Regions from separate parts of the Homo sapiens genome. Here all the other regions are linked to region 3. Evidence: read pairs that join two places in POLR2A ChIA-PET (ENCODE). Cell type or tissue: OCI-LY7. All regions are shown on one strand. Each heading gives the region's core, and the rest is flanking DNA. Links, peaks and the distances in the headings are about the cores only.

What was found. Peaks named below come from ENCODE experiments on the same cell type or tissue, not always from the same donor. Only the 100,000 strongest peaks of a DNase experiment are listed, where the experiment ranks them.
Region 1: POLR2A ChIA-PET joins it to region 3 with 7 read pairs; 3 of 35 experiments call an interaction of 5 or more read pairs at or near these places.
Region 2: POLR2A ChIA-PET joins it to region 3 with 9 read pairs; 3 of 35 experiments call an interaction of 5 or more read pairs at or near these places.

Annotation. Positions count from the first base shown.
Region 1 is chr9:123,326,113-123,333,707 of GRCh38, reverse strand. No RefSeq gene overlaps it. Among named protein-coding and RNA genes, the nearest start is that of CRB2, 26 kb to the left of the region's middle. RefSeq lists enhancers at 6,449-6,948, 6,949-7,450. In OCI-LY7, for the core only: no CTCF peak of the experiment used is centred there; a DNase peak (open chromatin) is centred at 4,246.
Region 2 is chr9:123,295,077-123,302,671 of GRCh38, reverse strand. No RefSeq gene overlaps it. Among named protein-coding and RNA genes, the nearest start is that of STRBP, 30 kb to the right of the region's middle. In OCI-LY7, for the core only: no CTCF peak of the experiment used is centred there; no DNase peak of the experiment used is centred there.
Region 3 is chr9:123,091,235-123,098,829 of GRCh38, reverse strand. RABGAP1 (RAB GTPase activating protein 1) reads right to left here. Exons shown (of 26, transcript NM_012197.4): 22 at 985-1,089; 23 at 32-115. Among named protein-coding and RNA genes, the nearest start is that of MIR600, 17 kb to the left of the region's middle. In OCI-LY7, for the core only: no CTCF peak of the experiment used is centred there; a DNase peak (open chromatin) is centred at 3,488; H3K4me3 peaks cover 676 bases; H3K27ac peaks cover 1,223 bases.

The sequences.
Region 1 (7,595 bases), core at 1,424-6,423, 230 kb before region 3:
GGCCAGGCGTGGTGGCTCATGCCTATAATCCCAGCACTTTGGGAGGCTGAGGCAGGTGGATCACCTGAGGTCAGGAGTTTGAGACCAGCCTGGCCAACATGGTGAAACCCTGCCTCTACTAAAAACACAAAAATTAGCTGGGTGTGGTGGTACGTGCCTGTAATCCCAGCTACACAGGAGGCTGAGGCAGGAGAATTGCTTGAAGCCAGGAGGCGGAGGTTGCAGTGAGCCGAGATTGTGCCATTGCACTCCAGCCTGGATGACAAAGCAAGATTCCATCTCAAAAAAGAAAGAATAAAGAAAAAGAAAAAAAATCACTGAGGCAGAGAAAGGTACTTTTTGTTTTGTTTTGTTTTGTTTTTTAACAAATGGGTCTATGAATGCCTGCGGGCTTTCCATCTAAAGCCCTCCATGAGTCAGGCAGTCTGTGGGCTGGATGAGGGCCCGGCTGAATGCTGGAGAGGAAAGCATGTGGGCTTTGGAGTGACTGTAGATGTGGTTTTGAATTTTACAACGTCCTGGCTCTGTAGCCTTGGGAAAGTCACTTCACCAATCTGAGCCTGGGCTTCCTCCTCCATCAATTAGCAATCAGAATTCCTGCCTCACAGGTCGGCTGGGAATAATCAATGAGAGAATGTCGTATGTAATTATCTGGCACAGGGCCCAGCCTAGGGTTGGCGCTTTGTAAAGTGAGGTTCTGTTGCCTTCCTGAGCAAGCTTGGGGTAGGAGGGGAGGGCAAGTGTGGCCCCCACATTGGCCTGAGCCCTTGATGGGAAGAACACTGGACTGGGAGAAAGGAGGTGTGGCCCTGTCCTAGTTCTAGACCATCATGAGGTGTGACCTTGGCCAAGTCACTCCCATCTCTGAGGCTCGGCGACCCCATTTGACTCAACCCTAGGAGGTAGTTAAGTGGTGAGATTTAGGGGGAGATTGACCTGGTTCAGCCAATTATCTGGGGCAAGGCACTCAACCTATTTCTTTGGACCTCAGTTTCCTCCTCTGTAAGACAGAGATCCATTGGTGCAGATTCTTCCCAATTCTGTGTTCAGTGATATCATATTGGTAGCTTGAAATCAACCATAGTGGGAGTATTTACACCAAGGAAATTGGCAAACATTACACATCAGGGATCCCCCCTCACCTTCCCCCAGCAGTTTACCAGCACACCACTGGAACTCAGATAACGATACCTTCCGCCATGCATGTTGGGAGTTTCAGAAAGCTATTGCCTGTTTTTTTAAGCACTTAGCACAACACCTGGGACATAGTGGGCACTCACACATGCTAATTAAACACACTTAACATTTGTCAGCCATCACTTTGCTTGGTATAAAGTGTTCACACATCTGTCATCTTATATAACTTGATCAGCCCCAGGAAGTTTCCAGAGGAGGAAATCCAGGCTCAGACAGGCTTGCTGACTTCAAATGCAATTACATTTTGCAGGCCCACTCTATACTGAGTTATTCTTACATATCCATCCCATTTCAGCCTCACAACTCCCTTTCATTACAGATGAGGGATCAATGGCCCAGAAAGGGCGAGCGACCTGCCCAAGGTCACAACGCACTGAGTCTGAGGCCTTGGTATCCATCTTGAACCTGCTTCTGCCAGTGCCCATCTCTGCCAGGCACCCTCCCCACCCCATCTAGCTGCCTAGTCTCCAGTGAGGGCAAACTCTGCCGATATGATCTCTCTGGCCCTTTCCAGCTCTGACATCCTCAGTATTTAAATCAGCACATGAATATTTCACAAGTATCCCGGGCGAAAATAACCCCCTGCCTGGTTATGTCAGGCTGCGGCCCCAGTCGCTAGGCCACGGCTCTCTTGCTATTTGCGAGACATGCAATTCTGCGAGGCCTCCCAGCAGCAGCCCAAGGAATCGATAGTCTTTAAATAAGTAATTAGAGGAGCGGAAGACGTCGGCAGAGCTAGAAGGGAGCAGGGGAATATAAACTCATAACTCTCCCAAGTTCACTGTTAAGAGCTTGGTTCTGTTTTTTGGTCAAGAAATGTGGCAGGGCCTGGGGCAGGGTGAGAGATGGCGACGGTCAGGGGAGAATCAGAGGAAAACAGTCATTGTTGTTATTTATTGGGTACTTCCTATGTGTCAGGCTTTGTCTCATGATTGCCTTACCCAAAGTTCTCCTAAAGTCATTGAGGTTCAGAGAGGGGAAGTCAGTTGCCCAGGGCCACACAGCTGGAGAGTGGCAGAGGCTGCAGCCCGTCTGACCTCTGAGCAGGGTTTCTCAGTCTTGGGTTATTGACATTTGGGGCTGGAGCATTCTTTGTGTTGGGAACTGTTGTGTGCAGTGCAGGGTGTTTTGTAGCATCCCTGGCCTCTATGTACCAGATGCCAGTAGCACCTCATCCCCACTTGTGACAACCAAACATGTCTCAAGATGTCGCCCAATGTCACCTGTGGGGCAGAATCACAGACCACAGTATACAGTCTGTGTTCACTTTGCTGCTCTCTTCCTCTGCTTTTAGGATATGGATTAAAACCCTTCTCTTAGGCCAGGCATGGTGGCTCACACCTGTAATCCCAACACTTTGGGAGGCTGAGGTGGGCAGATCACCTGACGTCCGGAGTCTGCCCAACATAGAGAAACCCCATCTCTACTAAAAATATTTTAAAAATTAGCTGGGCGTGGTGGCATGTGCCTGTAATCCTAGCTACTTAGGAGATTGAGACATGAGAATCACTTGAACCCAGGAGACAGAGATTGTGGTCTCTGCAACAGAGATTGCACCACTGCACTCCAGCCTTGGTGACAGAGTGAGACTCTGTCTCAAAAAAACAAACAAACAAACAAACAAAAACCCTTAGCCTTAGCCTAGAGAGGCAGATCTGGAGACAAAGCTGGCTGCGTGGGAATACCAACTTCTCTACTCACTGGCTGTGTGACCTTGGCCAAGTTGTCAACCTCCTTATGCCTCAGTTTCCCTCTCTGTAAAATGAGGGCCTACACAAAGGTTATCATGAAGTTTAGACTAGTCAATATACCCATGTAACAAACCTGCACATGTACCTACTGTATCTAAAATAAAAGCTGAAGTTATTTTTTTAACGTTAGTATTATATATCCAAAGCATTTAGAACAGTGCCTGGCACGTATGTGTGAACCCCCGTCGTGATCCCAGAGCCTACCTGACCAAGCCCCAGCCCATCTCTGCAGCAACCCTGGTACCTCTCTCCCCATGAGAATAAAAAGAGAAACTGTCCTAGAAGCTAGGGAAGAAGCATCTTTGACAACTTCTGCTGTTCCTACCTTCCCTGATGCACGCTGCTTCCCACCATTCCTGGAGGAGTTGGGAAAACAGCAATAAGGATGGCCTTTGGTCCCAAAGGTTCCCAAGGTAATGACAAAAGCTGCTACTTCCTGTCTCCCTGCAGCTCTCTCTGTGCATGAAGAGGAGGGTAGAGGCACTGCACACTGATTTAACAAACGCATCCGATTAGAACACGGTTCCTTTTATTATCCGGAAAGCTATAAAAATACATAGAAACGAACATATTTTATCACTGGAGTTGGTCTTCACATTTTATGGGTCTGTAGCGGGTGTTTTTGTTTTACCGACATTTGTTAGAAACAAGGTTCTGGAACGTTGTCCTTGTTTGGGTGCTCGTGAGAAATTGTATCCAGAAAGGCATTTCAGGACCTGTCCCTATGGAAACAGCCCCACTGCAGGAGTGTGCGTGACAGGGTGAGTGTGAGTGCGTGTGTGTGTGTGTGTGTGTGTGTGTGTGTGTGTGTGTGTGTGTAGCTAAAGTCCTCCTTTTTCCCAGGAGCAAGGGTGCCTAGGGATTACCTGGTCCAGCCTTCTCATATAGTTGAGGAAACTGAGGCCCAGACAGGGCAGTGCTTTATCCAGGATCACAGAACAACTCGGTTCAGCAACTATTTTCTGAGCGTATTAGTATCACCTTAGCTGCTCTAATAAACACCCCCACCCCAGTAACACAATAGACTTTTCTTGCTCACAGGACAGAGTTCCTGGTTGGTCAATGAGCCTTCCACTACGTGATTCAGGGACCCAGCCTCCCTCCTTATTGTGGTGACACCTTTTCCTAGAACTCAGAATCATCTGCTTTCGTCTGGATGAGGGAAGAATTTGGAGGATTACACATTGAAGGTTTTTATGGTCCAGGCCAGAAGTGGCCCATGTCACTTCCGTCCATGTCCCACTAGTCAAGGCTCAGTCACATGTCATGCCTAACCACAGGGAAGCCGGGAGGTGTCACCTGGCTCTGTGCCCAGGAGGAAGAGAAAGGCTGGTGAACAACTGTCCAGGTCTTGGTGCCTGGGCTGGAAGATGCATGAGCAGAGGAATGAGACAGCAGACCTGCCCTGCCAGAGCTCACAGTCCAGTGTTGTGAGATGGGGATGGGGGAGCAACAGCAAACACAGGTCACTTATGTCCCATGTCCCCAGCTTGAGGTTCAGAATAAGGACCATCTTTTTGCACCCTCGTCCCATTGATCACCAGAAGTCCATTTACTTCTCACAAGAGAGAAGTCCCATGCCAGGGTAAGTTCAAGACTCCCAGTGTCCTTCCTAAGTCAGTCCAAAAGAAGTCAGCAGTCCTGGTTTTTTTTTGTTTGTTTGTTTTCTTTCAGACAGAGTCTCGCACTGTCACCCAGGCTAGAGTGCAGTGGTGCAATCTCTGCTCACTGCAACCTCTGCCTCCTGGGTTCAAGCTATTCTCTTGCCTCAGCCTCCCGAGTAGCTGGGATTACAGGCACCCACCACCACGCCTGGCTAATTTTGTATTTTTAGTAGAGATGGGGTTTCACCAAGTTGGCCAGGCTGGTCTTGAACTCCTGACCTCCTGATCTGTCCACCTCAGCCTCCCAAAGTGTTGGGATTACAGGCATGAGCCACCACGCCCAGCCAGCAGTCCTGGTTTCTAAAAGATTGCAGAGAAGAAGCTGGAAGGTCTGGTTTATTTCCTGAAAGGTCCTATTCATCCTATTCTCTGTCTCAAGCCCAGCAGTATTTCCTTTTTGAGGGGAAAGTTAGGAGCCTGTATCCTGAGTTTCACGTCATTAGATAATGCCACAGGCCTGAAATCCCAACAAAACAGCACTTAAGAGGGGACATAGCTTAGTTCACGTACGCTTTTTTTTTTTTTTTTTTTTAAAGACATTCTCACTCTGTCCCCCAGGCTGGCTGGAGTGCAGTGGCACAATCTTGGCTCACTGCAACCTCCACCTCCCAGGTTCAAGCAATTCTCATGCCTCAGCACCCAAGTAGCTGGGATTACAAGCATGTACCACCACACCTAATTTTTGTATTTTTAGTAGAAATGGGATTTCACCATATTGCCCAGGCTGGTCTTGAACTCCTGGCTTGGATTATAGGCGTGAGCCATGACACATGGCCCGATGTACACATACACACATATTCTCTGTGTATACATACACACACACCTCAGAACCAGCCATCAGACATTCACCCCTTTGGTTGACCAGCATCTATTAGGAGAATCCCAAGATAGTGGAAGGACCCCCCCCCGCCTCTCCCCACAGAAGCTGCCTGGGACAGATCTTCTGTGCTTCCAGTGACTAGAATATGGACGTGCAGCCTAGAGTGTGGCCAGCTGGACATGCCCTCCCAGGACTCTGTAGAGTGACATTGAGGCACAGAGTCAGTCTGCCATTTAAAGGGTGCCGCCATAGAAGGACATCTCGTGCTGTGTGGGCGTCATCTCCATGGCTGGAGGTGTCAGATGGGGCCACAGTGACCAGCTGGCCGGCAGTCAGCTCCCAGGTGGCAGCTTGGCAGATCTTAACTCTCTGGGTTCTCGTCAAGCCTGTTTCTCTAGTTTCTCCGTCAATTGCATGAGCTACCCGATACTTTTACAAACCACTCCTTCAGGTTAGCTGGAGTCCGATACTTTTACAAACCACTCCTTCAGGTTAGCTGGAGTCTGTGCTTGCCACCAGCAGCCAAGCTCCCTGACTGGTGTCACCTTTGTCTTAGCAGTCAACCCACTCCCATTTCCCTTCACTACCAGCTTCCCCAGGGCCACCCCAGACCCAGACGGGTCCACCAACTTCCACCCTCAAGGGAAAGGCCACGGCTCCCACCACCTTCCTCCAGGAGATGTCTGAGCAAATCTCTAATTAACCTGTCTTTTCACACTCCTTCAATATTGAGTCCTCAAGGGGGCTGTGGACAGAACCAATGTAATTGGTTTACTCTGCGATGCTAGATATTTTATTTGATGCATTTGAAAATATGATCCTGAGAGGCTTGGTGTGGTGGCTCATGCCTATAATCCCAGCACTTTGGGAGGCCAAGGCAGGTGGATCACCTGAGGTCAGGAACTCAAGACCAGACTGGCCAACATGGCGAAACCCAGTCTCTACTAAAAACACAAAAATTAGCTGGGCATGGTGGTGCTTGCCTGTAATCCCAGCTACTCAGGAGGCTGAGGCAGGAGAATTGCTTGAACCTGGGAGGCAGAGATTGCAGTGAGCTAAGATCGTGCTACTGCACTCCAGCCTGGGCAGCAAGAGCAAAACTCTGTCTCAAAAACAAAACAAACAAACAAACAAAAAATCCTGAGAAAGGGTCCACAGGCTTCACTCGATGCCAAAGGGGTCGAGGGCACCAAAAAGGTAAGGATCGCTTGGGACTGCAGCCTCCCAAAGGCTCCACAACAAGCACCCCGCTGGCCTTGTGAGATCCCTACTGGTTTGAGGGCCAACCCACCCTCCCCACACCATTCCTTCTCAAAAGCACTTCCTCCTTTTTGAGACCAGCTCCTCTCCCCACCCTGTCTAGGCAGGTGGGCCCTGCAGTTGTCACGTGACCTCATGTTGCCATATGACCTCATGTTACAGGAGCTGGCACATGACCTCACCCTCCAGCCATAGCTACTGGCTCAGAAGGAGTGGGCTGCTGGCCCAAGCCAGGCCAACCAGGTCCTTCCCCGCAGTTGTTTTTGGTTTCATTTTAAACTGGAACTTGGGGGGAAACAGTTATACTCTCCCCGGTGAGGCCTTTGGAGCTGAGAGCTCTCTTGTTTTCCACAAAGTAGGGGAAGCCAAATGAGTAGCAGAAGGACGCTGATGCTGACAGGGAGAGGAGAGGTGGGGAGGAGAGAGGAGAGTGGGGAGGGGAGGGAGCTGGCTGCATTCGCAGTCCGTCCATCCGTCCGGGGTCTGGCCGTGGCCCTGCCCTCCTGGCAGTATGGTTATTTATTGCCTCCTTAATTTCCCCTCTTCTTGCCCCAGTTAGAGATGGAGTTTGCCACTGCCTGTCTTGTTCTGCTGAATCGCAGAGTCTGCACAGAGCCAGACACATAGTAGGTGTACAGCTAACATCTGTGAACAAGTGACTGTACAAACACAGGCATTGGAAAAAGTGTACAAGGTCCAGAGAAGAGAGGAATTAAGTCTCCATGGGGGGATGTCAGGAACTGCTGGGGTGGGAGGTGACATTCAAAGGTGAGAGGAGGTTTCTGGATGGCTATGGTGGGGGAAGATGGGGAGGGATGGTAATTGAGGCTAAAGAAAACAGCTGAGACTAGGTTGAAAAAAGGCTTAACTATCAGACTGGAAATGACTTTACAACTTGTGGCT
Region 2 (7,595 bases), core at 1,424-6,423, 200 kb before region 3:
TTCAACAGACGTCTATGAGCCAGGCCTTGAGCTGTGTTGTGGGGAGTCGCTGAATAAGGTGTCTGCTCTCCAGGCCCGCATGGGCTGATAGGGAAGATGAACAAGGAGACTGTCCACAGGAAAAGCTTGTACAAAGTACCCTGTGGTCTCAGTGGAGGTGCAATGCCGTCCACACTGACCTTGCATTTGCATGTGGCACCAGAGCTGTGCCACCTTGGGGAAGCTATTGAACCGCTCCCTGCCTCAGTTTCCTCACCTATGAAATAAGCATAATGAGGGTTCTTCTCTTCTAGGTTTGATGTGGGGATTACACAAGGCACATGGGAAGTGCTTAGCATGGAATCTGGAGAAGGAAATGCTCGCTATTCTCTCTTTTAAAAACATTCTCCCAGCACTTTGGAGGCGGAGGCGGGCAGATCGCTTGAGGTCAGGAGTTCAAGATCAGCCTGGCCAACATGGTGAAACCCTGTCTCTACTAAAATACAAAAATTAGCCGGGCGTGTTGGTGGGTGCCTGTAGTCCCAGCTACGCAGGAAACTAAGGCAGGAGAATCGCTTGAACCCGGGAGGCGGAAGTTGCAGTGAGCTGAGATCGCACCACTGCACGACAGCCCGGGTGACAGAGCAAGACTTTGTCTCAAAAACAAAAACAAACCATTCTCCTATCATTTAAATTCTTCCTTAAAGTGTACAATTCAGTGGTTTTTATTCTATTCATAAGGTTGTGCACCCATCATCACTATTTCCAGATCATTTTCAATACCCCAAAAGAAACCTTGTACCCATTAGCTGTCCCTTCCCCCAATTTCCCCTGCTCCTACTTTCTGTCTCTGTGGATTGGCCTATTCTGGCCAATCATAAAAATGGAATCATACAGTATGTGACCTTTCGTGCCTAGCTTCTGTTTTCAAGATTCTTCCATGTCATAACACTCATCAGTACTTCATTCTTTTTTATGGCTGAATAATATTCTATTATGTGGAAATACTGCATTTTGGTATCCGTTCATTGGTTGGTGGCTTTGGGTTATTTCCACTTTTTGACTACTGTGGATAACGCTGCTATGAACAGTCGTGTAAAAGTTTTTGTGTGAACATGTGTTTTCATTTCTGTTGGGTGTATACCTAGGAGTGCATCCGCTGGGCCATACAGGGATGCTATGTTTAACTTTTAGATGAACTGCCAGACTGTTTTCCAAAGTCACATACCTGCTTTTTTTTTTTTTTTTTTTTTTTTTTTTTTTTTTTTTTTTTGACAGGGTCTCACTCTGTTACCCAGGCTGGAGTGTGCAGTGGCACAATCACAGCTTACTGCAGCCTCAACTTCTTGGGTTCAAGCAATCCTCCAGCCTCAGTCTCCAGAGTGGCTGGGACTATAGGCGCACACCAACATGCCTGGCTAATTTTTGGTATTTTCTGTAGAGACAGGGTTTTGCCATGTTGTTCCAGCTGGTCTTGAACTTCTGAGTTCAAGAGATTCACCTGCCTTGGCCTCCCAAAGTGCTAGGATCGCAGCTACCGTGGCAGCTGACACCAGCTACTCTTGACTCTACTTCTCACAACACTTACCCACACACCAGTGCTCCACAGCCCCAACAGGAGCTGTTACAATGCCAAGACAGAAAGTGATGTACCTGAAGTCCCAGGCAAGTCAGTGGTAGACCAGGACTTGAGCCGAGAACTTTGGGGCCCAGATTCACCTTGCTGCCTTAGGCACCTGGATCTTTTTATTACACTCCAGATAGAGGAGATGTGGTATGAGCCATTGCCCCTGAGCATAGCAGCCCAGTGTCCAGCAGGTGAACAGAGAACACCCTGGCCTATCTGAGCCTCCCAGACACCAGAGGCCCTGAGTCCCCCTCCTCCACCTCTGTCAGCACACACAACCCCACATGGTCCCTGAGCCCCGGGACAAAGGACAATGGCAGATATGATCGAGAAATGGCTATGCTGTCCCAGATGGGTGGGTAGTGTTTCCGGGGTGGAGGGGAGCCCTGGGAAGCTGCCTTCCCAGCCTGCACTTCTCCTGCCAGGATTAGAGCCCAGCCTTGGATCCCTGCCTCCCTGGTGGAGGACCTAGCCCCATTCCTCACCCACACCAGACTCTCACCTTCTGTGACCTTCCTATTCACCCAGTTCCTTACCCAGACCAGCATCTTCTCACTGCAAGCTCTCAGGTCCCTCTGACGCTGTGTTAAAATGACCCTGAACTGAGATTTAACCTTGCTGAAACCCAGTTTTCTCATCTTTCCTGCCTATCCCACAGGGTGGTTATAAGAGCAGCACAGGGTAGGGATTAGGGGCATGAGGCTGGCAGTCAGACAAGGGTTGGTTTGAAACGAGGCACCACCACTTCCTTACTAGCTCTGTGACCTTGGACAACTCACTTTACTCCTCTGAGCCTCTCTTTCATACTCTGGGAAATGCAGATGCATATAAAGAGTACAGTAGCTGGCACAGAAAAAGGACTCAATGATAGCTACGGTTGTTATTTTTACAGAGTAAAGGAGATAGGCATGTAAAGTGCCAAGCATATAGCAGGTGCTTAGCACACAAGAACTATGGTTTTTATCATCCCCTGTCTTTGTGTGGGTGAGTGGCGCAGGGTTTGAGGGCCTGGGGGAGATGGCTTTGATTATTATCTGGAGCATCAATGCAACCGGAAGGTGAACTCCAAAGCACATGTAGACCAGTGGCCGGGGCAAGGGGAGCCACAGGGTGCGGGAAGCATTGAGACCGAGCCAAGGCTTCTGTAAGCTGAGCATGAAGAACAGAGTGACACCAGTTGAGTGGGAAAGTCTCCAGCGAATGCCAGAGGCAGGGGCTTCTGAAGGCCGCTGGGCTTTTAGGCACTCCAATACCTGCTTTGTAAGCAGCCAGATCTATTTAAAGAAACAGGGACTGAGCAGCCGCTTTGGGGATGCCTTAAGCTTCCTGGGCTGATAAGCCATATCCCAGCAGGCTTTGGCAGTAAGTGTCACACTACCGTGCAAGCAGACAGAAAGCTGAATGTAAGCTAGGAAGCCCAGCAGCCAGCAGAGATCATGGCAGACTTCCTGGAGGAGCTGGCTTTATAGAATGCCGGGGTAGCTATGGATAGGTCATTGATCTAGGAGGAAAGGAGGCACATAGGCAAGACTACAAAACTTGCTTCGGGGGAGGAATAAGAAGATGCATCTTCTTGAAAACAAATCAATACAATTTTTGTCTTATTCAAAGCGATGCATTTTCATTGTAAGAAATTTAGCCGGAGGGAGTCGTGAAAATACAGCTAAGAAAAGGAGAAAATGAAAAAAAAATCTCCTGTATTCTCAGTCGCTAGGGGTAATTAGTATGAACATTTTGGTGTGTTTTTCTTCCATTTTTAAAAAAAGCATATTACATATGTTTTTGTTTTTGTTTTTTGTTTTTGAGACAGGATCTCTCTGTCATCCAGGCTAGAGTGCAGTGGTGTGATCTTGGCTCACTGCAACCCCTGCCTCCTGGGTTCAAGCAATTCTCCTGCCTCAGCCTCCCAAGTAGGTGGGACTACAGGCACGTGTCACCACGCCCGGCTAATTTTTGTGTTTTTAGTAGAGACGGGGTTTCGCCATGTTGGCCAGGCTGGTCTTGAACTCCCAACCTCAAGTGATCTGCCTGCCTTGGCCTCCCAAAGTGCTGGGATTGCAGGTGTGAGCCACTGCAACCCGGCCTAAATATGTTAAAAAACAAAAACAAAAATGGACTCATGTAATATGGACTGTTTGTGACCTACTTTTTTTTTTTTTCCCCAGAGACAGAGTTTTACTCTGTCACCCAGGCCAGAGTGCAGTGCCGTAATAATAGCTCACTGCAGCCTCGAATGCCTAGGCTCAAGTGATCCTCCTGCCTCGGCCTCCCAAAGTACTGGGATTATAGGCATGTGCCACTGCACTAGGCCTGTTTGTGACCTACTTTTAAAAATGTATCATGAATTGTGTTCCCTGCCATTAAATATGCCTTTTCACTGCTACTTAATGACTTTATAGTATTCTCTTGTATGAATGGAACATAATTTATTTAAGTAATTTTCTATTCTTGGATACTTCAGTGGTTTCCAATTTTTTAGTATCGTAAGCATCTTCTTAAATGAATATCCTTGTAGCTGAAACTCTGTGCACATCCTTAATTATGTCCTTGGGATAAATTTCCAGAAAAGGAATTGCTAGGATAAAGGATATGCAGATTTTAAAGAATGTTGATATGTTATTGTCAAATTGCTCCCTAGAAGGCTTGTATGGATTTATTCTCTCACTAGCAGAATAGAGGGTGCTATTTTCTTAGCATTTGTACTACCATTGGCTATGGTCTTTTCTCATCGTGAATTTGATGCATTGAAGACCAGAATTCATGAATTCAAGTTTCCTGATGTGTAAAATGGAAATGATAATAATGATATGTACCATGGGTCTGTTGTGACAATCAAACCACATAATAGATAGGATATGCTTAAAAAGAAAACACGATTCGGAAGCCATGTGAGTCAGAATTGAAAAGATAGTTGGGAACCAGCTTTATAAAGTGCTTTATTTTCTCTTTAACTTCAAAATTAATAAATGCTTGTAAAAATTGAAACAATACATATTTGTGAGAATAAACAATGAAAGTATTCCTTTGATTCTTCCATAATGTGCTCCCTAGAAGTTAGATGTGTATCCTACTAGATCTTTCTTAATAGCTTGGCAAACTCTGTGTGTATGTGTATGTGTGTGTGTGTGTTCATGTACAAAGTTTTGTTGTTATTTTGCAAAATGGAATCCTGTATCTGCTGTCACTTTCATCTCAGAGCATACAAATCTACCTTATTCTTTATAACATTTCCGTGGATTCTGTAGTTGGATAAAGCTTAGATTGCTTATTCTTTTTTTCTTTTTCTTTTTCTTTTCTTTTCTTTTTTTTTTTTTTTTTTTTTTTTTTTGAGACGGAGTCTTGCTCTGTCATCCCGGCTGGAGTGCAGTGGCGCGATCTCGGCTCACTGCCAGCTCCGCCTCCCAGGTCCACGCCATTCTCCTGCCTCAGCCTCCCGAGTAGCTGGGACTACAGGCGCCCGCCGCCACGCCTGGCAAATTTTTTTGTATTTTTAGTAGAGACAGGGCTTCACCGTGTTAGCCAGGATGGTCTTGATCTCCTGACCTCGTGATCCACCCGCCTCAGCCTCCCAAAGTGCTGGGATTACAGGCATGAACCACCGCACCCGGCCTTAGATTGCTTATTCTTACCCCAAGCAATGAAATAACAACACATCATCACACCCATTTCCTTTCATATTTGAGCTGTTATTTCTGTAGCTTGGATTCCTAGCAGTAGAATGCTAGGTCAAAGTGGGTACACATTGTCATACTATCACATTGCTCTTCAAAGAGATTGCACTAATTTATTCTCCCAGCATCAGGGAAACAAGAGTGTGTGGCGGACTGGGAACTGCAGACTCAGGGGAATTAGGGCAACCCTTCAGTAGCTTGGCCTGGGTCAAAAACAGCTCCTATCTCCCCTTTACTCTTCTATCCCTAAAATTTCTGAAAGAAACCTGAAATGAAACCCAGACCTGTCTCCAGCATAAGCTTCTTGCTGTCCTCCGCCGTGAAGCAAACCACAAAGGAATCTTTTTCTTGTTAATTAACTGGGGTTTTATTAAACACCTTAGCAGCTAGCCAACTGCTCTGACCCAGCCATTCCTGGGAGACATTTTGATGAGGAATTTTGTGTTTTAATTTATATGTCTTCAATGACAGCTTTTGTGCCAGAGTGTGAGCTTTATAATCAAATATTAAATTATCTGAGAGACACAGTTCTCCAACAACAAACATTTCCAAGGCCCTTACTCTCTGCCAGGCGCTAGTCTATGCACCGGGGAGGTAAATGTGTGTGCTAAGTTCCTGCCCTTAAGGACTCAAAGTGTAGTGGAGGAGCTGGGAACACGCACAAATAATGACGAGATGTGAACATTGTGTTATGAGACACAGGGACAGGACCAAAGTGCTCTCTCTTCGGGGAAGCGGGGAAGCAGGAAAGCAGACATTGAGCTAAATCTCAAAGGCTCAGAAAGCCTTTGCCAGGTGAAAAAGAGAGAAGGTATTTCAGGCAAGGGGAACAGTGTGAACAAAGGCCTTACATCTGAAATAAAAACAGCAAGTAGGAGTAATGTGGGTAACACATTAGTCATGGCATCAGGAAGGGGAGGTCTGGGGCATCTATAGGAGATGAGGCTGGAAAGGAATGTTGAGGTAAAACCATGAAGGCTTCAAATGTCAGGACAAGGAGCTTGAACTCTATCCTGTAGGTAATAGTGAGCCACTGAAGGTTGTAGGCAGAGGGGGTGAAACAATCAGGTCTGTGTTTTGGAAAGACCACTCTGATGATATGTGGAGAGTGACTTATAAGAGGGTAAGGCTGAAGGCTGAAAAGAATGGTAGGTTTTTAGTGAAAGCTATTAACATTACTAAAATTATTTTAAAATTCTAATTAACAAACATGGTTTAAAAACATTTTGCCCAACTCTGTAACAAGTGGTGGAGGAAAAAGCCAAGCATAGAAAACCCACTTTCTCCACTCCCCGCTGCGGCCTGTTAGATTGGAAACAGAAGACACATGGTCAGGCTCATTGTAAGCAAAGAAACAAACATGAAAATGACAATGAGGTGCCAAATTTCACCTAACATTTTAATACCCAGTTTGGCAAGAGTGCCGCAAAACAGACACTTTTCCACTTGGTGGTGACTGTGTACGCTGGAATAGGGTTTGACGATATATATCAAAAGCCTCAAAACAAAAACCTCTTCATGACTTTTTATATAGAAACATTTCCTCCAGGAATTTATCCTGAGGATAATAGTAAAAGATGAAAAAACTTGAGGATAAAGATGTTTATTACTCTGTTATTTATGAAAGCAAAACTTGGAAGAAACCTATGTGTCCAAGTTAGGACGATTATCAAGTAAATTAAGATATAAATACATTTGTGCATATATAAAAATCATGTTTTAAAAACAATACCTAATAACATAGGAAAATAACTGTTCTATAATTCAAAAGCAGTCTATAAAGCTACAAAGGGCATAATATTATTTGGTATATGTGGTAAGTATGTGATTTCTGTTTCTAAATCTCTCTTTCTAAAAAAAATCTACAATATGGCTGAGTATCTGACTAAGTTTTGTTTTATTTCTTATATTGTTATTTTCTAAATTTTCTGCAATTAACATGTAGTGTTAAAAAGCTAAACAAAGCAATGAGATTATATTTTAAATTTAAAAAAGCAAAGGAAATCCATGAATGTAGAAATGATACAAATGGGTATTAAACATAAAAAAGTACAACCTTGTTAATTATTACAATGTAAATTAAATCAGATTGTGATGATATGTTTTAGTCCGTGAACTTTAGAATAATAAAACCTGCTAATACGCAATATGTACTAGCAACAATATGGTAAGAGAAACATTTGTATACTGCAAATGTGAGTACAATTCTGTTAAGACTTTCTGAAGAGCATTTTGGCAATATATATCAAAATGCTTTAAAATGTGTAATTTCTCAATGAAGTTTATTTTAAAGATATATAATTCTATTCTTCAGATAT
Region 3 (7,595 bases), core at 1,139-6,138:
CACAGCCCAATCCCAGGGTACTGGAACCTACCTGCTTATAGTCACCAATGATAGAACTGTTTTTTTTAATCTCAGATTCTGCCTTGTCGAGTTCCCGACGGCACATTTCTTTTAACTGCACACATAAAAAAACAAAAGGGACTATGTTAACAGAAAAATAAAGGAAGTTCTGCCACCAACCGCTTAGTGCTAGGCTTCCCAAAAACTGCTGAACCAAACCCTGGAAGTCCTCTAATTCAGCTACTTTCTTCCTTCAATCTTGGCAGCACTAATCCCCTGTTCCTGATGCAGGAGAGGGAGAGAACAGTTAAAACTTCCAAAAACGTCAGACCCCATTTCAGATTGAGGCTTCTGCTGAAGGTCTTCCCTGCCAGTACAAGCCAACCTGTGGACCTTCACTGACAGACCAGACACAAACCAAAGAGCTCATAAGAGGACTGCGGGTTTTCAGCATCTCATGGTTTCTGTAGAAAGGGCTTTGCAGTCTCTCACCCCAGCCAGTCCTGCCTCCTGGACGACCGTGGTGTGACAGGGGAGGGGACTGCTCCCAGGCGCACAGCACCCAGAGCTCTTCCCATGCCTGCAGGTCTGTGTCTCCAATGACTATGGAGCACTGGCTCAGAACAAGACTTCCCAAGCTTGCTCTATGAGGGAGACAGCAGAGGACAAGTAGGGAAACAGCCAGGCATTATATGATGTGTGCTTTCCTTCTGCAGGAATTCTACCCCCTCTTCTTTGTTATGCTCAGATGCTGATACACAGAAATTCTCCTGCCCCAACAAAGGATGGGCTTCAACCCACTGTCTCCTCCTAGACTTTAATTAGGAACCATTGGACTTTACACAGTAGGGGGAAAAAAAAAGTCTTTGGAAAGAAACTGAAGCCAGATGTCTCTAGGTTTTCTAGTGCCAACAGGAAGCCACCAGCTGAACTCCCAGTTCTCAAGCATTTGCAAGACAGAGGAATGTGGGAGAGTTCCCTTACCTGAGCAGACTCTTCTTCCAGCCGTCTTTTCTCTTCTTCTGCATCAATCAACTTCTGTTTGGTCATCAGCAGCTCCTTATTCAGAGCATCTGCCTTTTCCTCAGCCTGAAACATTTAAGATATGCTGTCACAAAACAAGAATTGGGAACTGCAAAGGATTTCCATTACTTAGCATAATCCCATTTTAAGATGATGGGGAAACTCTGATTCAGAGAGGGGAAATTATATCCCCAGGGTCACAATGAGAATACACTCATGCATAAGTGCCTGTCCCAGTCTCTTGCTCAGAGGTAGTGCAGGGCAGTAGTTAGGAGCTTAGCCTTTGGCATCAGACAGCCTGGACTCATCGCCCATTGTTCACTGACCATGTGCCACTTGGACAAGTCATTGAGAACCTCTCTAAGCTTCCGGCTCTTCATCTGAGGGATAAGGCAAGAAAAGCATTCAGCACAGTGCCTGGAATACAGTAAACACCAATAAAAGGTAGCCATCATTATTATTAATAAACTGGTTTTCTTCCTCCAAGCTGTGTTTCCTCTGCTTCATCCAACCCGTCTGGCATTTTTCTCTTGTTATTACCTGATAAAGGAGGCTGCCCCTTTCCTGGCACTTTTTCTTATCTTTAATGGCCACTCTCCACTCCAGTCTTTTTCTAAAGCATGCAAAAGGTCTAGTGGGCGTATCTGTGAGTTCTAGTGAAAATGATATACTTTTGCCTGACATACGAGTTCCTGGTGCTGGGCACTCCAAAGATAACTGAAGAAGGACTGACTATACCATATTAGAGAAGACTCAAGGACTAAATACAGAGGGTCTCTGCTGGGCTCCTGATATGGATAGGATTTCCCTGAAATTCTGACATCACCTAAAGTAGTGTAACTGGGCCACTGAGTTTTCCACTATACTCTATTTCCTTTCCTGTATCTTCTTTGGAAGAAACAGGTTCCAGAGAGCTGGGTCCTTAAATGGGGAACTGGGCCAGGTGCGGTGGCTCACGCCTGTAATCCCAGCACTTTGGGAGGCCAAGGTGGGCAGATCACAAGGTGAGGAATTTGAGAACAGCCTGGCCAACATAGTGAAACCCTGTTTCTACTAAAAATATACAAAAAATTAGCCGGGCGTGGTGGCAGGCGCCTGTAATCCCAGCTACCTGGGAGGCTAGGGCAGCAAAATAGCTTGAACCCAGGAGGCTGAGGTTGCAGTGAGCCAAGATCGCACCATTGCACTCCAGCCTGGGCAACAGTGCGAGACTCAGTCTCAAAAGAGAGAGAAAAAAAGGTGGAACTGAGAATGGCATGATACGCAGATTCAAAAGGCCATTAATTACTGGCAAACTGCAAATGCACGCAATTAAATTGCGTGACTCTTTTATCATTAGGAAATGTCCCTCTTTGTCCTTGGTAATACCCTTTGTCCTCGGTAATACCCTTTGTCCTGAAATCTACTTTATCTGACATTTCTATAGCCAGTCCAGTTTTCATGGTATTGTGTGGTATGTACATCTTTTTCCATCTGTTTACTTTGGTAAAAGAGTGACTCTTTTATCATTATGAAATGTCCCTCTTTGTCCTTGGTAATACCCTTTGAAGGTGTAACAATCCAAAATGTATGCAGAAATTCAAATTACATGAAACAAATCCCTACACAACTAAAAGGAGAAAAAGAAAAATGCACAGTTAGAGTCACAGAACCTTCTACTGTGCTCTCTCAGGAAGCGACAGAACAAGCAGAGAAAATCAAGTTGTTCTACATAAGACTTGAGCACTATCAACCAATTTGGCCTAATTGACACAGTACACTCCACTCACAACAGAACATACATACTTTCCAAGTGTATGTGGTACATTCACCCAAATAGATTATATGATAAGCCATAAAATAAGTAATGGTATATTCTAAAAGGATTAAAATCAGGCAGGATATAATCTCTGATCACAACAGAAATAAATGAAAAATAACAGAAAAGTTTCTGGGAAAAACAATAGTTGGAAATTAAATTACATACTACTAATAAACTTGTATAAGTGAAAGAATAAATCACAAGAACTGAATGAAAATAAAAGCACAACACATCAGAGTATGTGGAATGCAGCTGAAAATAGTGCTTACATGGAGATTTCTGATTTTTTTTTTTTTTCTTCAAAGACACAGGGTCACATTCTGTTGCCCAGGCTAAAATGCAGTGGTACGATCATAGCTCACCATAACCTTGAACTCCTGCGCTCAAACAATACTCCCATCTCAGCCTCCCAAGCAGCTGGGACTACAGGCATGTGTCACTATGCTCAGCTATTTTTCAAAAATTTTTTGTAGAGACAAATTCTTGCTATATTGCCCAGGCTGGTCTTGAACTCTTGGGCTCAAGCAATCTTCCTGCTTTGGCCTCCAAAGTGCTGGGATTACAGGCATGAGCCATTGTGCCTGGCTGAGATTAATAACTTTAAATGCTTATTTTAGAAAAGAAGAAAGGTCCAGAGTTATTCAAACTTCCTCTTTAAGAAGCCAGAAAAAGAGCAAATGAAACCCAAAGAAAGTAAAAGCAGAAATCAATGAAACAAGACAACAGAGAAAACTCAATAAAAGCAAAAGCTGGCTTTTTTTTTTTTTTTTTTTTTTTTTGGGACAAGGTTTCACTCTGTCACCCAGGCTGGAGTGCAGTGGCATGATCTCGGTTCACTGCAGCCCCTGCCTCCCGGGTTCAAGTGATCCTCTCACCTAAGCCTCCTATGTAGCTGGGAATATAGGCATGTGACACCACAGCCAGCTAATTTTTGCCATGTTGCCCAGGCTAAAGCTGGCTTTTGAAAAGATCAACACAACTGATAAACTTCTAGCTAAGTTGGTTATGGAAAAGTGGGAAAAAGAAATGACGTACATCAGGAATGAAAATGAAACATCTCTACATATCTTATAAATATTAAAAGAATACAAACAACCTTATATCAACATACTTAAGATGAAATGGATATATTACTTGAAAGACACAAATTATAACAACAGACACACGAAAAATTAGAAAATTTGCATAGCTCCATATCTAGAAAAGAAAAAGAATTCACAATTAATTTCCTGCAAAGAAAATTTCAGGTCTGCGTGACTTCACTAGGGAACTAAAGACTTAATCAAAGAACAATCATATACAAAGTCCTCAAGAAAACAAGAGGGAACACTTCTCACTTCATTTTACGAGGCCAGCATTCCCTAATGACAAAACCAGACAAAAACATTAAATAAAACTCCAGACAAATATTCCTTATGAACATATAAATATTTAATAAGAATTAAAATCTTTAATAAAAAATAGAAACCCCAACTGGAGTTTATCCTAGGAATGCAAGGTTGGTTTACATTGAAAAGTGAATTTATTTCACTATATTAACAAAATTAAGGAGAAATACCAAATGATTATCTCAACAGACACAGGAAAAGCATTTGACAAAATTCAACACCCATTCATGACAAAAACTCTCAGCAAACAGGAACAGAGGAGAATTTATTTCCTCAACCTACTCTACGAAAAACCTACAGCTAATGTCCAGAACCAGGCAATGATGTCCACTCTAACCATTCAGCATCATTCTGAAGATGCTAGTCAGTGCAGTGAGACAAGAAAAAGAGAGGCAGATAAATATGAAAGGAAGAAAAACTGTATTCAGAGATGATATGATTGTATATGTGGAAAATCTGAAAAAATATATTTAAAAAGCTGCCAGACTAACAAATGAGTTTTTACAAGGTCACAGGATACAAGGTCACAACACAAAGACCAACTGCATCTCTAGAGACTAGCAATACACAACTGGAAGATGAAATTTAAAAAACAATACCACTTTACAAAAATAGATTAAAACATGCACGTCTTGTAAATTGAACACTAAAAAACATTGCTACTGAGAGAAACTGAAAAAGATCTTAATAAAGGAAAATTTTAACATGTTCTGGATTGAATGCTTCAACTGTTGTTCAGATGTCAGTTCTCCCCAAATTGATCTACAGATTCCATGAACCTCACTCAAAAGCCAGAGGCTTTTATTTCTAGATATTCATAAGCTGATTCTAACACTGATACAGAAATGCAAAGAACAACAAAGTCAGAGAACTCACATGAACTGATTTTAAGATTTATTATAAAGCTACAGTAAGCAAGACAGTGTGGTATTGGCTTAAGGATAGACACAGAAACAGACGGAGCAGACAGAATCAAGAAGTGAACCCGCCAATTTAGGGTCAATTGATTTTTAATAAAGGGGCCAAGCTAACTCAATGGGGCAAGTTCAGCAATCTGCAAAATGTCACAGAACTAATAAGGAGCTGAGGCAGAGTTTACATCCTGCTGGACAGCAGTTGGGCTCACCAGCAAGTTTCCTTCACTCTCATGTCTGTCTCAACACAGAGGAGTGACCCTGCTAGAGGGGACTCGGACATGGTCCTATCAGCTCTGCAGGGACCTTCCATAGCTTCCCCTCATCCTTTTAACACCAGTGTCAGGTCTAGTCATTACTCCCATTTCATACAGAAAGCTTGATTGGGGTCACCGAGGAATTAAGTGGCTGGCATGGAATTTCTCCACAGCTGTTGTGTGAAGAACAGCAAAAGTGACAGGTGATGAATAACAAAAGTGATGTATAATCAACCGAAAATACAAGAGGGCCCTGGAAATTTTAAAGCCTCACACCAGAGCTTTTCTCTGAGATGCAGGAAGGAAAGAGCTCAAAGGAATGACGTTCTTTCAAAAACCTAAGTCCCTAAAGTAAAAAAATAATGAAAGGGCCCCACACTCCTCCCTTCAGTGAGGAAGAATCTAGCTGATTTTCAGTGATGATTCAGAAGAAACTACAGAGAGAAGTCTAACTTGGGAAGGGAAAGTGAGTGTGGGAAAGGTGTGTCTGCAGCATTTTAGATGACTGCAGGATGGGCCCTGGTGTGATGCTCCTGAGCCCTGCCGCCTGCTTAGGAGGGTGAGCTCTGGTGTCAGCCCTTCAATTTGAGGGCTTGGCCACTAGCTGGGTGATCTGTGTGGGATATTTAACCTCTTTTTGCTTCAGTTTCCTCATCAGTAAAATGGGGATCATAATTATATCCCTTCTACAACACGGCCTACTCTGAGGATTTGATAATATATAGAAAGCACTTAGAACAGTGCCTAGCACTTGGTAAGTGCTCAAGAAATGTTAGCTCTTATGTCACAATCCCTGGTCCTCATGTTTTTGATACGGTTATGACATTGATTCATAGCTCCTTGTCCCATATTTACTGTGGAAACAGGCTGGCACTGTAAAAAAAAAGCCTGGGCATTCCAGTTCCATGGGCCTGGCTCTGCTTCTTCCTGGGTACCTTCAACTGAATCTCAAGTTTTATAGCTGTTAAAAAAAACAAATCCTCATCCATAAATGGAACTTACATTACTGTTCTCTCAAGGCTGAGGTAAGGGTAAGAGAGATCAAAGTTTAGTAAAATGCTTATCATAGTGCCTAGCACCACAAATCATCAGTAAATGGGAGCTCATATTATAATTCTTATTATTTTGCACTCCTAATATCAGGAATGAAACCTGGTTCTCTCACTACTGTGTCAGGATAAGATGACTTGAAAAAGGGTTTATACTGTTTAGGGGCAGGTTTTAAGAACATAAGTAGTCTACGACTCACTAGTGGGTGTCACTGTTAATACTGGGCCTGTTAGACTGGAAAATACAACAGCTCAAACTAAAAATCCACCTGGAATTTTAGCCTAAGCTGCCTCTTAATTTCATTGTAGGACACAAAGGCTCCTATTCAAGACCCATATTTTTTTTCTTTTCCTTTTTTTCCTCCTTTCTGCATGACCCATGGCTGTTATGAGGGCTGTGTTAGGCACACACCTCTGGCCCTGCTTCAGTAGTCCCTGCTCCATGTACACCTGCCTCCCTCCACTCACTAGGCAGAAATACCCGAACAGGGAGAGAATGACCCATATAGTGTTTCTACAAAGAGGAACAGAGGATATGCTGGGAATTTGCACCGTAAGGAGGAAACTCAACCCTGATGAGCAGACTGTGGTAAGCCAAAAAGCCATCAAAAGACCTCAGGTTCTGGTCATTGAGGGCTAATGACCTTGAAACATTCTCCCTGCAAAAACTGCAAAGAGGAGCCTTCCCTGTTAAATTCAGTTATTTGTAGATGACAAGCAGACAAGCAGAGGGCGCTAACAATGCCTGTGCCTGATTTTTTTTTAATGATGCTTTCATATACATCTAATTATGTAATTCTCTCTATACCCTGTGACATAGCTATTATTTTACCACCCCTCATTTTACAAGGTGTCCAAGGTGAGCTGAAAGCAGAGTAGCTGGCATTAGAATCCAGGTCCATCCTACATTTTCTGAATGGGTAGATACTGTGGTCTCTGTCTCACCTGTTAACCACTTTGAGAATCTGATGAAACCATAGTCTTTCTACCTAGGAGAACTAAATGAAAGCATAGCCTTTCAAGGAAATGCATGAGTACACAAAATTTTTGTAAGCTTCTGGTGGATGTCAAGGACATCCTGAAATTCATGGACCCTATTTCAGTGCATATAATGTAAGACCCCCGTAAAAATCCTCAACAGCCTGAGCCCATCCCTGGAACTT